Linked DNA regions of Homo sapiens: region 1 is linked to region 2. Evidence: read pairs that join two places in POLR2A ChIA-PET (ENCODE). Cell type or tissue: GM12878. All regions are shown on one strand. Links, peaks and the distances in the headings refer to the core of each region. The heading gives the core; the rest is flanking DNA.

Region 1 (5,636 bases), core at 196-2,695, 94 kb after region 2:
TCTCTAGTAAAAAAAAATACAAAATTAGGCTGGGCGCGGTGGCTCATGCCTGGAATCCCAGCACTTAGGGAGGATGAGGTGGACGGATCACCTGAGGTCCGGAGTTGAAGACCAGTCTGGCCAACATGGTGAAACCCCGTCTGTACTAAAAATATAAAAATTAGCCGGGCATGGTGGTGGATGCCTGTAATCTCAGCTACTTGGGAGGCAGAGGCAGGAGAATCGCTCAAACCTGGGAGGCGGAGATTGCAGTGAGCTGAGATCATGCCATTGCACTCCAGCTTGGGCGACAAAAGCGAGACTCCGTCTCAAAAAAAAAAAATAAAATAGCTGGACATGGTAGTGTGCGCTTGTAATCCCAGAGACTTGGGAGGCTGAGGCAGGAGAATTGCTTGAGCCCAGGAGGCGGAGGTTGCAGTGAACTGAGATCATGCCATTGTACTCCAGCTTGGGCAACAAGAGTGAAACTCCGTCTCAAAAAAAAAGAGATAGCAATTGGAGCCTTGGGCCTAGGTGAAATTTCCCAGAAGGAGTGCAGAGGGAGGGGAAAAGCAGCCCAGGACTGACCTTTGAGAAGGCATGCCGCCAGCAAAGAGAGTCAGAGAGCACGGCTGGGTAGCGGGGAGGGAAAGCAGGTGTGTGTAAAGCCACAGAGCCATGGGGAGAGAACATTTCCAGAAGTGTCCAGTGCTGTCTGCAGGAGGCTTGAAAGTGTCCTTTGATTAAAACAGCAGGTCATGATTTTGATGGCAGTCGTTTCTGTAGAGTGCTGGAAGCCCATGGAAGCCTGCAACCAGTTGCAGAGGGAGGGGAAGATGAGAAAGTGTAGACTGCTAGGACAGACGGCTCTTCCCAGACGTTTGGCTGTGAAGGAGGTGAGAAGTCGTGCTGTGTGTGAGGGGTAGAGAATGAGTTGTTGGAGCTGGACATGACTCACCCCTGTAATCCCTGCACTTTGGGAGGCTGAGGAGGGAGGATCACTTAAGGCTAGGAGTTTGAGACCAGCCTGGGCAACATGGTGAGACCCTATGCCTACAAAAGTCAAAATACTAGTTAGATCTGGTGGCATGTGCCTGTAACCCCAGGTACTTGGGAGGCCAAGGCAGAAAGATGGCTTGAGCCCAGGAGATTGAGGCTGCAGTGAGCCGTGACTGCACCACTGCACTCCAGCCTGGGTGACAGAGTGAGACCCTATCTCAGAAAAAAGAAAAAAAAAAAAAAAGAGTTGTTGGTTGGCTGGTTGTTTTAAGGTGGGAGAGATGTCAACTTATTTATATGGGGAAATAGCCTTTTGGGTGATAGTGTGAATGGAATAACCTGACAAGCATGTCCTCACCACTATGCATCTAGAAGCGCTGCATAAAACCAAACAAACATCCTTTAAAACATGCAGCTTAGTTGCAAAAAAGAAAGGGAAATCCCCAGGAGGCACGAAGAGGAAACTGAACACTAGAGCTGTGCAACTTGCTGGGTGGCTGTGATCTTGGCATTGAAGGGCCTAGGGCTTTACACCTACCTAGAGATTGGAGATAAGGCCTTGTCTGGGGAACTGAAAACATAAACACTAATAGAAAGCTTGTACCCTTAAGGGGTGACATCCTTGGTGAAAGAGTAAACTAGGAAAAAAATCTGCCTCCAGTTCAGGGAGCATAAAAGGACCTTGTCTGTTTCACTCTGAGATTTGGTGACAATAAATGGTCTCTTTTGAGAATTCATAACCAAAGGCTTGGCCTCACTTGGACTTGGGGTTCAAGTTTACATCATCTGCATGGTCTGGGAAGCCCAAATGTCAACAAATAATATAGTCCAGGCCAGGTGTGGTAGCTCGTGCCTATAATCCCAGCACTTTGGGAGGCTGAGGTGGGAGGATCACCTGAGGTTAGGATTTCAAGACCAGCCTGGCCAACATGGTGAAACTACGTATCTACTAAAAATACAAAAATTAGCCGGGCATGTTGGCAGGAGCCTGTAATCCTAGATACTCGGGAGGCTGAGGCAGGAGACCTCGGGAGGTGGAGGTTGCTTGACCCTGGGAGGTGGAGGTTGCAGTGAGCTGAGATCGCACCACTGCACTCCAGCCTGTGCAACAGAGCAAGACTCTGTCTCAAAATAATAATAATAATAAATAATAATAATAATAATAATAACAATGTAGTCCAGGGTTGGTAACACCCATGAAGAGCTCTTGGCAGAAGCAGATGTGAAACCTCTTTGAACCTTGGTGGGCATGTGCATTCCCACTGATAACACCCTGCTGAAGCTGAATTCACAGCTCAAAATTACAAAACATAAGAGGAAACAATCTTCATGAATGACAGTAAGCAGACACAGCATATAGCAGGATTAGCTCCAACTCCAGAACTCCAGAGAATAGCATTATTTGGCAAAGAACCATACAGCAAGTGTGGTTTAAATTTCTAAAGATATAAAAGAAGACATCAATATGAGAAAGAAATAAGATGGTGTTAAAAATGAGTGGGATTCCGGTCAATGAATGCGTCTAAAAAAAAAAGTGAGCAGGAGAGGTTTAAAGTAAAAAGAAGAAACAGTAAAATGAATGTGTCTGTTAATCTATGAACTTATTCATTCCCCATTCATTAGGCTCCTATAGTGTTTTAGACCATGTTCTGGGTCTGGAAATATAAAGATGACTCTGCAGATAGCAAGTTAGACTCTGCCTCAGGAAGATCGCATGCAGAAATCCATGTATCAATGCATCCATTTATCTATACATCCACTCATCCACACATCCATTCTCTTCACCTATCCATTCTCCCATCCATCCATCCATCCATCCATCTATTCATCCATCCATCTGTCCGTCTGTCCATCTATCCATCCATCCATTTATTCATCCATCCATCCATCCATTCATCCATCCATCTAGTCTTCCATCCATTCATTTATTTATCCATCCATCCATCCATCCATCCATCCAACCGTCTTTCATTTTACTCACTGTGGGGGAAAGAAAGAGAGATCTGACTGTTACTGTGTCTCTGTAGAAAGAAGAAGACATAAGAAACTCCATTTTGTTCTGTACTAAGAAAAATTCTGCCTTGAGATGCTGTTAATCTGTAACCCTAGTCCCAACCCTGTGCTCGCAGAAACATGTGCTGTGTTGACTCAAGGTTTAATGGATTTAGGGCTGTGCAGGATGCACCTTGTTAAAAATGTGTTTGCAGGCAATATGCCTGGTAAAAGTCATTGCCATTCTCCATTATCGAGTATCTAGGGACAGAATGCACTGCGGAAGGCTGCAGGGACCTCTGCCCAAGAAAGCCTGGGTATTGTCCAAGGTTTCTCCCCACTGAGACAGCCTGAGATATGGCCTTGTGGGAAGGGGAAGACCTGACTGTCCCCCAGCCCAACACCGTAAAGGGTCTGTGCTGAGGAGGATTAGTGAAAGAGGAAGGCCTCTTTGCCGTTGAGATAAGAGGAAGGCATCTGTGTCCTGCTCGTCCCTGGGAACGGAATGTCTCGGTGTAAGGCCCGATCATACATTCTATTTACTGAGATAGGAGAAAACTACCTTATGGCTGGAGGTGAGACATGCTGGCGGCAATACTGCTCTTTACTGCTCTGAGATGTTTGTGTAAAGTCAAACATAAATCTGACCTACGTGCACATCGAGGCACAGCACGTTTCCTTAAACTTATTTATGACACAGAGACCTTTGCTCACGTTTTCCTGCTGACCCTCTCCCTACCATTACCCTATAGTCCTGCCATATCCGCCTCACTGAGATAGTAGAGATAGTGATCAATAAATACTAAGGGAACTCAGAGACCAGTGCCCGCACAGGTCCTCCGTATGCTGAGCGCTGGTCCCCTAGGCCCACTGTTCTCTCTCTATACTTTGTCTCTGCATCTTATTTCTTTTCTCAGTCTCTTGCCCCACCTGACAAGAAATACCCACAGGTGTGGAGGGGCTGGCCCCCTTCACTCATTCTCAAATGTCACAGCTAGAAAAGTCCCAATAGAACATCTTGTTCAACTTTCAGCTGTCTTTTTGTACATGAAAAAAGCACATGAGGCCCCATAATACAAAACTCTGTTTTCTGAAGTCTCTAAGTGAATAAGGTGATGGAGGCAGATCATGAACTGGGGCCTTGTCCCTGCATTTCTTCCACACTGCAGTGCCTTTCCTGAACCCATGGCATGGAAGCATCTGACCTCTGAACACCTGCCTGTATCTTCTGTTTCTCTCAGGTCTGTTCACTCCTCGTGGGCAGAGTCCCCACAACCCAGTGCTGTCAACTGATGGTGATGATAAGGAATGTCATTACCCAGCTCATGAGTGATAGAGATGGGACAGGGCCCTGGTCTCTCCCTGGTGTCAGTTTTGTGTCCATATCTTAGCTCACCCCTACCTTTGTTCCCTACTCTGCCGCTAGAGAGACTGTGAGCTCCTTGAGGGCAGGGCCCAGGTCTTATTCCTCCCCTCCCAGTGCCCAGCTCAGAAACAGTGCTTAGGATGCTGGCCAGTGACTACACCTGGGAGAAGAGACTGGACTAGGCTCTCGGTCCCTCTGCCTGGGGTTTCTGGCTGCTCTGTCAACTTCCAACATCCCAAAAATCAGAGGGGAGGTCAAGGGATTGGATGAGAGGCTCCAAGTGCTCCTTAGCCCACTGTGCAGGGAGAAGTGAGTGTTTCCTGGCTGTGGGTGAACTTCGTGGACAGCATTAAACAACACAGCATCCCGCCCCCTGTGCGGGGCTGTCTGTCTGCCTTGGCACTTCCAGAAGGTCTCATTGTGGTGCTAGAGTATCTAACACTTTCTGACTTGCAGATCAACATTCCCTTTTCTTGTTAACAAAGAGCAGTGCCGGGCGCGGTGGCTCACACCTGTAATCCCAGCACTTTGGGAGGCTGAAGCGGGCAGATCATGAGGTCAGGAGTTCGAGACCAGCCTGGCCAGCATGGTAAAACCCTGTCTCTACTAAAAATACAAAAATTAGCCAGGCATGGTGGCAGGCGCCTGTAATCCCAGCTACTTGGGAAGCTGAGGCAGGAGAATCGCTTAAACCCAGAGGCGGAGGTTGCAGTGAGCGGAGATCGCGCCATCACACTGCAGCCTGGGCAACAGAGCGAGACTCCGTCTCAAAAACAACAACAAAAACAAAGAGCAGAGTTTTAGGTCAATGCTTCCAGCAGGGAACAGAATTTAGATCTTAACAATTTTGTTTACATTGTATTTATTTTCATGTTTTACCTTCTATTGATGGCAAATGAGACTGGTTTTCCATTTACAGAAGTGATACAAAAGATTCCTGTTGCAATAATTTCATTAAGTGAATAATGAGCCAATTTAAAGAAAAATATAAAGCAAATAATTGTACAGATGGTAAACTAATATGGCAAAATCACTAATATTCAAGGCTGAAGTTTGGCCGGGCATGGTGGCTCATGGCTGTAATCCCAACACTCTGAGAGATGGGGATGAGTGGCTCTCTCGAGCCCAGGAATTAAAGACCAGCCTGGGCAACATAGCAAGACCCTGTCTCTAAAAAAAAAAAATAGCCAGGTGTGGTGGTACATGCCTGTAGTTCCACCTACTAGGGAGACTGAGGTGGGAGGATCACTTAAGCCCAGGAGTTCAAGGCCGCAGTGAGCTGAGATTGTGCCACTGTAGT
Region 2 (8,138 bases), core at 3,403-5,902:
TTGAGACCATCCTGGCCAACATGGTGAAACCCCGTCTCTACTAAAAATGCCAAAATTAGCTGGGCATGGTGGTACGTGCCTGTAATCCCAGCTACTCGGGAGGCTGAGGCAGGAAAATCGCTTGAACCAGGGAGTCAGAGGTTGCAGTGGGCCAAGATTGCTTCATTGCACTCCATCCTGGCAACAGAGCGAGACTCTGTCTCAAAAAAAAAGGAAATCTTCCTGCCTCAGCTCCTGAGTAGCTGGGATTACAGATGTAAGCTACCACATCTGGCTCCAATTTAAGTATCCACATGTGGCTAGTTGTTATCTATTGGAACACGCAGTTCTGGAGGCTTTAATATAGGGACTCCTTATGGAGAAATGGATATGGTTAAAGGAGGCTACAAGGAATGCTGAAGCCCTAAGAGACTAGCAACTATTGGAGCCTGTTACTGCTTCTAGGACTGATGGGGTAACAGGCAGAAACTGTGTTACCGAAACTCATTAAAACCTGGGGATGTAGAAGGGGCCACCTGACAGGTGCTGCAGATGTGGGTGGGGAGATGAAGCCACTGCCAGAGATGTGAGGCACAGCAGGAAGGGAGCAGAATAGAAATGTCCTGACTGTCCTCCCCCTTGGAGCTCCAGCCAGTCCTCCCTTTAGCTAAACTCAAGTGAAATCCAGGCCGGGTGCGGTGGCTCACCCCTGTAATCCCAGCACTTTGGGAGGTCCAGGCGGGAGTTCGAGACCAGCCTGGCCAACATGGCAAAACCCTGTCTCTATTTAAAAATACAAAAAAATTAGTTGGGCGTGGTGGAGGGCACCTGTAATCCCAGCTATTTGAGAGGCTGAGACAGAAGAATTGCTTGAACCGGGGAGGCGGAGGTTGCAGCGAGCCAAGATCCTGCCACTGCACTCCAGCCTGGGCAACAGATCGTGACTCCATCTCAAAACAAAACAAAACAAAACAAAAAACAGAGGGTGGGGGAGCCTCCAGGGCAGAGGGTAGGGCTGAGAATAGGTCTGGGAGTGAGGGTAGATGATGACCAGCCCAGAGCCACAAACCCCAAAACATCACCTCTGAACCCCAGGGCTCTGAGGAACCCTGTCTGAAACCACTTCCTAGGTGGGACACATCCAACTGAACGGAAACAGAACTGAACAGATACGAGGGTGGGGGGACCCCTGGAGGTCCCTTCTGAGGGATCTTTGCTTAGTTCTGTTCTGTTCCTTTCTTTTTTCTTTTCTTCTTTCCTTTTCCTTTCCTTTTCTTTCTTTCTCTTTCTCTCTCTCTTCCTTTCCTCTTTCCTTTTTTTTTTTTTTTTTTAACCGAGTCTCGCTCTGTCACCCAGGCTGGAGAGTACAGTGGCATGATCTCGGCTCACTGCAACCTCCGCCTACCGGGTTCAAATGATTCTCCTGCCTCAGCCTCCCAAGTAGCTGGGATTACGGGTGCCTGCCACCAAGTCCAGCTAATTTTTGTATTTTTAGTAGAGACAGGATTTTGCCAAGTTGGCAAGGCTGGTCTCGAACTCCTGACCTCAGGTGATCTGCTCACCTTGGCCTCCCAAAGTGCTGGGATTATAGGCATGAGCCACCTCGCCTGGCCTTTACTGAGTTCTTAAAGGCTGAGACAGGAAAAGAAAAATAGTAAACTCTGTGCGTAATTTCACTATTTTCTTGTTTAACTTTATGACTGTCCTGGAGAGGGCAGCATCATTACCTTTAATTTAGAGCTGGGACAGGGACAGTCTGTGACACTTATCTTGATATTGAGGAATGGAGTCAGTCCTCCAATGGAGGGAGGCCGATTGAGGTGTGATACTGAGTGCCCCATCAGTTGTTCAAGGGCTGGGGCAGATCTAATATTGTGTCTGTACTGGCTGATACTTAGGTGGCCAGGGCCCCAGCTTTGGAAACCTGTGATGGCTGCTACCACCTCTGGCTTTGCTAGGCGCACACATCTGCCCAGACTCAATGTATTGCAAACCCATGCAACCTCCAGGCCCACACTGAGAATCAAGAATTGTGGACTCTTGATTCTCCAAATCTTCTCAAAAGCCCAGCTGCTGGCTGGGTACAGTGGCTCACATCTGTAATCCCAGCACTTTGGGAGGACGAGGCGGGCGGATCACTTGAGGTTAGGAGTTCAAGATCAGCATGGCCAATGTGGTGAAACCCCATGTCTACTAAAAATACAAAAATTACCTGGGCATGGTGGCAGGCACCTGTAGTTCCAGCTACTTGGGAGGCTGAGGCAGGAGAATCGCTTGAACCCGGGAGACGGAGGTTGCAGTGAGCCGAGATCGTACCACTGCACTCCAGCCTTGGTGACAGGGCGAGACTCTCTCTCAAGGCTTGAGGGCTGAGTGAACACTCCTTAACTATTTCCAGTTATAGCCACGGGTCGACTTAGATCAACAGAAGTCTGTATGGATTACTCTAATAGAGTGCAAAAAGATCTGAACTAGGACCTCATTGTGAATTCGGATCCTACCCCTTACCAGCTGTGTGACCGTGGGCAAGACACAGAATCTCTGAGCTGTCACTGCCCTCTCTGTAAGTGAAGTGGCACCCACTTCTTATGTCTGTGTTGGTCCTCTTCTCCTAATTGACACTCACTCGTTTTTCGTTGTTTTTTTTTTGAGACGGAGTGTCGCTCTGTCGCCCAGACTGGAGTGCAGTGGCACGATCTTGGCTCACTGCAAGCTCCGCCTCCTGGGTTCATGCAATTCTCCTGCCTCAGCCTCCTGAGTAGCTGGGACTACAGGCGCTCGCCACCACGCCTGGCTAATTTTTCGTATTTTTAGTAGAGACGGGGTTTCACCGTGTTAGCCAGGATGGTCTCGATCTCCCGACCTCGTGATCTGCCCGCCTCAGCCTCCCAAAGTGCTGGGATTACAGGCGTGAGCCATGGCGCCTGGCCACTCTTTTTTTTTTTTTTTTTTTTAACTTTGAGATAGAATCTTGTTCTGTCACCCAGGTTGAAGTGCAGTGGCATAATCCTATCTCACTCCAAACTCAAACTCCTGGGTTACAGCAATCCTCCCACTTCAGCCTCCCAAGTAGCTGGGACCACAGGCACATGCCCCCCTGCCTGGCTAATTTTTAAAATTTTAAGTAGAGATAGGGTCTCACCGTGTTGCCTAGGCTGGTCTCAAACTCCTGGGCTCAAGTGATCCTCCCACCTTGGCCTCCAAAAGTGTTAGGGTTACAGGCATGAGCCATGGTGCCTGGTGACACTCACTCTTGAGTTGAGCTCACACAGACCCCTGGCTTTAAATATCATCCAAATGTTGATGTCCCCCAAGTTTTCATCTTCACTGCAGACCTCTTCTGTGAGCTTCAGAACTGCTCACTTGAAACTTCCCCTTGGGTGTCTGACAGGCAACACAAACTTAACATGTCCCAACATGAACTTTTTTTTTTTGAGACAGAATCTTGCTCTGTTGCCCAGGCTGGAGTGCAGTGGCCTGATCTTGGCTCACTGCAAACTCCGCCTCCCAGGTTCAAGTGATTCTCCTGCCTCAGCCTCCCGAGTAGCTGAGATTACAGGCACGTGCCACCACACCCGGCAAATTTTTTGTATTTTTAGTACAGACAGGGTTTCACCCTGTTGGCCAAGCTGGTTTCAAACTCCTGAGCTCAAGCGATCTGCCTGCCTCTGCCTCCCAAAGTGGTAGGATTACAAGTGTGAGCCACCGTGCCCGGGCCCAAAATGAACTCTTTATCTTCTCCCCCATACCTGCTCCTCCTGCAGCCTTCCCATATCAGAATACAACAATTCTATTCTTACAGTTGGTGTGGCCGAAAACCTTGGTGTTGTCCTCAATCCTCTCTCACACATCCCCAAATCCAATCTGTCAAGAAACCCTGGTGATCACTTGAGCCCAGGAGTTTGAGACCAACCTGGGCAGCATAGCAAGACCCTGTCTCTACAAAAAATACAAAAATCAGCGGCAGGGCGCAGTGGCTTACGCCTGTAATCCCAGCACTTTGGGAGGCTGAGGCAGGCAGATCACAAGGTCAAGAGATCAAGACAATCCTGGCCAACATGGTGAAACCCCGTCTCTACTAAAAATACAAAAATTAGCTGGGCATGGTGGCACGTGCCTGTAGTCTCAGCTACTTGGGAGGCTGAAGCAGGAGAATTGCTTGAACCAGGGAGGCAGAGGTTGCAGTGAGCCAAGATCGTGCCACTACCCTCCAGCCTGGTGACAGAGCAAGACTCTGTATCAAAAAAAAAAAAAAAAAAAAAAAAAAAAGCTGGGCATGATGGCACACACCTGTGGTCCCAGCCACTCAGGAGGCTAAGGTGGGAGGGTCGCTTCAGCCCAGAAGTTGGAGGCCGCAGTGAGCCATAATTGCACCAGTGTACTCCAGTCTGGGCCACAGAATAAAACTCTGTCTCTAGAAAACAGAACAAAACAAAGTTGAAGCTCTCTAAACTCTCCACACTGACTCAGAGTGAAAGTGCTAATAATGACCTAAAGCCGTGCCCTATGGCCCCCTTTCCTCTTGACTTCGCTTTTCATGCACTCTGCTCCAGCCATACTGGCCTCCTTGGGCTTCCCAGAACACGCGAAGCAGGACCCAGGTTAGGGCCTTTGAACTGGCTTTGTTTGTCCGTGGGATTCCCCATGAACATCTCATGGCTGCTCCCTCTCTTCCCTCAAGTCTCCCCTCAGATGTCCCCTTCTCAGAGACATCAGCCTGTAGAAAGGAGCACTTCCTTCCCCCACTTTCCTGCGTGATGTTTCTCCATGATGCCTGCTTCCTACATATGTAGAGTCTGTCTCACTCCGGAGAAGGCTACCTCCAAGAGGACAGGTGACTGGCCCTTGATTTCATTAATTGTCACAATCCTATGCCGGACACATGGTTGGTGTTCAACAAATATTTGCGGAATTAAAGAACAAATTAATAATGTTGTGAGATAAATACTCTGTGCCCATTTTTCTTTACTTTTTAATATATTTTTTAAATCTAGAGAGACAGGGTCTCCCTATGGTCCCCAGGATGGCCTCAAAACTCCTCCTGCCTTGGCCTCCTTGGCTGGGATTACTGGACTACTACTGTGCCACCATGCCTGGCTCTTCTTTTCCTTTTACTATGCCCATTTTAAAGGTGAGGAAAACTGAGACTCAGAAATGTTCCCAAGGGCACACAGTGAGTGGTGGCTGCCTTCAGGTTGGTCTGACTCCAGTGCCCAAGCCTTTCTCAGGAGTGGTGTGTTGCCCATCAGCCATTATATCCATGACATCAACTGGCATAAGATATGTTCTTATATGAAAATTAATTTTAGAAGTGAGTGTCACGAAATATTGACCTTCTCTAAGGAACTAGTTCTTATAGTCAAAAAGGAGGAACTTATGTAAATTTTCCCTTTCAGGGCCAGCCCCAGGAAGTTCAGAGCCTAATGTGGTGTTCATTCTATTAATTTTTTCTTACCCTGGGACTTTTTTCTTTCTTTCATTTATGTTAACCTAATCACCAGCTGCTTCCTGTTCCTTAGGAAATAGCTAAGTCGTACATGACACTTTTGGGGTTCCAGTGTGCCCGGCATGGGTTTTCTTTCATTGGGCAGGCACTAGGTGGGCTTTTCAGCCTGAAGACGCATGTTTCTCATCAGAGTGAGAATGATCTCTGATCATTCTCCTTCTTCCATTTCTTGGGTTCTCTCTTCCTGGCACTCCTATTGGTTAGCTTTTGGGCCTCTTGGATTGCCTGGCTGTGTCTCTGTGGCAAAGACTACTCATTATCCAAAATCCAATGAGCCCTTCTTCCCCAAGAACATGGTGGAACTGCATGTCCCAGCCTCCCTTGCAGTAGGCATGGTCATGTGACTAAGTTTCCACCAATAGAATGTGAGGAGGTGATGTATGTGACTTCTGGTCTTTGGCCTTAGGAAGTAGGCCAGCTTCATACTCTCCATTCCTGCTGGCTGGAGATCCCCACAACAGATTCAAACGTGCAGGTGACAAACGGTGCCCTACCGATGGCAGAAAAGTGATGAGGAAGGGCCCTTGGTCCCTGAGCAATGAGAGAAGCAGAGCTGCCTCCCTAACTACCACCATTTCACTTGAACATGTCTCTTCTTTTGTTTATTTATTTATTTGTTTTTTGCAGACACGTCTCTTCTTTTTTTTTTTTGAGATAGAGTCTCACTCTGTCCCAGGCTGGAGTGCTGTGGCACAATCTCGGCTCACTGCAACCTCTGCCTTCTGGGTTCAAGTGATTCTCCTGCTTCAGCCTCCCAAGTAGCTGGGATTACAGGCATGCGCCACCATGCCTGGCTAATTTTTGTATTTTTAGTAGAGACGGGGTTGGCCAGGATGGTCTCACACTACTGACCTCATGATCCACCCACCTTGGCCTCCCAAAGTGCTGGGATTACAGGTGTGAGCAACTGCGCCCGGCCGACACGTCTCTTCTTTAAGCCGCCACTTATTGGATCTCTATGTTAGAGCGGCAGTCTCATATATTTTCTCTCATATTTTCTTCTCCACCCCTACACCTTCTGGGAGTTCTATTTTCTGGGATAATTAATTAATTAATCAATTTTTGAGATGGGGTCTCACTCTGTCCCAGGCTGGAGTGCAGTGGAGCGATCTTGGCTCACTGCAACCTCTGCCTCCTGGGTTCAAGCTATTCTCCTGCCTCAGCTTCCTGTCTCAAACTCCTGACCTCGTGATCCACCTGCCTTGGCCTCCCAAAGTGCTGGGATTACAGGCGTGAGCCACCGCGCCCAGCTTTATTTATTTTTTAAATTTTTTATTCTTGAGACAGAGTCTCACTCTGTCACCCAGGGTGGAGTGCAGTGGCATAATCTTGGCTCATGGCAACCTCCGCCTCCCGGGTTCAAGCGATTTTCCTGCCTCAGCCTCCCAAGTAGCTGGGATTACAGACGCCTGCCACCACACCTGGCTAATTTTTGTATTTTTAGTAGATGGGGTTTTGCTACGTTGGCCAGGCTGATCTCGAACTCCTGACCTCAGGTGATCCGCCTGCCTTGGTCTCCCAAAGTGCTGGGATTACAGGCATGATCCACCACACCTGGCAGTTTTCTGGGATAATTTATTAACTTTTTATTACAACACTTCCTGTTTGTGTTTGTACAGATGAGGCCTTGCTATATTACCCAGGCTGGTCTTGAACTTCTGGCCTCAAGCCATTCTCCTTGGCCTCCCAAACTGCAGGAATTACAGGAGTGAGCTACTGTGCCCAGCTTCTTTATTCTAATGCTTTTAGTAATTCAGTATCATAGCTTTAATTTCTAAGAATTCAGTCTTTGCTCTATTTATTTATTTATTTGAGATGGAGTCTCACTCTGTCGCCCAGGCTGGAGTGCAGTGGTGTGATCTTGGCTCACTGCAACCTCCTCCTCCTGGGTTCAAGCGATCCTCCTGCCTCAGCTCCCAGAATAGCTGGGACTACAGGTGCCTGCCACCACACCCGGCTAAATTTTTTTTTGTATTTTTAGTAGAGACAGGGTTTCACCTTGTTGGTCAGGCTGGTCTCGAACTCCTGTCCTTAGGTGATCCACCTGCCTCAGCCTCCCAAAGTGCTGGGATTACAGGCGTGAGCCACTGTGCCTGGCCTCTTTCTTTTTTATAACACCCTGTTTTTATTGTAACATAGTGTAGCAATTTTTTTTTTCTTTGAGATGGAGCCTTGCTCTGTCGCCCAGCTGGAGTGCAGTAGTGGATCTCGGTTTAACTGCAACGTCCGCCTCCCGGGCTCAAATGATTCTCCTGCCTCAGCCTCCCGAGTAGCTGGGATTATAGGCACCTGCCACTGTGCCCAGCTAATTTTTGTATTTTTAGTAGAGACAGCGATTCACCATGTTGGCCAGGCTGGTTCGAACCCCTGACCCCAGGTGATCAGCCCACCTCGGCCTCCAAAATGCTGGGATTACAGGTGTGAGCCACTGCACCTGGCCAGCAATATCTTTTTTTTTTTTTTTTTTTTTTTTTTGGGGAAAGAGTCTTGCTCTGTCGCCCAGGCTGGAGTGCAGTGGCGCGATCTCGGCTCACTGCAAGCTCCGCCTCCTGGGTTCATGCCATTCTCCTGCCTCAGCCTCCCGAGTAGCTGGGACTACAGGCGCCCGCCATCACGCCTGGCTAATTTTTTTGTATTTTTAGTAGAGACGGGG

The links. Peaks named below come from ENCODE experiments on the same cell type or tissue, not always from the same donor. Only the 100,000 strongest peaks of a DNase experiment are listed, where the experiment ranks them.
Region 1: POLR2A ChIA-PET joins it to region 2 with 5 read pairs; 6 of 35 experiments call an interaction of 5 or more read pairs at or near these places.

Annotation. Positions count from the first base shown.
Region 1 is chr16:29,737,282-29,742,917 of GRCh38, forward strand. It overlaps C16orf54 (chromosome 16 open reading frame 54), which reads right to left. Exons shown (of 2, transcript NM_175900.4): 2 at 5,182-5,636. Among named protein-coding and RNA genes, the nearest start is that of C16orf54, 5.9 kb to the right of the region's middle. RefSeq lists enhancers at 1,141-1,240, 1,531-1,580. In GM12878, for the core only: no CTCF peak of the experiment used is centred there; a DNase peak (open chromatin) is centred at 1,440; H3K27ac peaks cover 524 bases.
Region 2 is chr16:29,640,044-29,648,181 of GRCh38, forward strand. No RefSeq gene overlaps it. Among named protein-coding and RNA genes, the nearest start is that of SPN, 19 kb to the right of the region's middle. RefSeq lists enhancers at 3,282-3,401, 3,522-3,581, 4,538-4,807, 5,705-5,999. In GM12878, for the core only: no CTCF peak of the experiment used is centred there; DNase peaks (open chromatin) are centred at 4,468, 5,404 and 5,828; H3K4me3 peaks cover 363 bases; H3K27ac peaks cover 2,500 bases.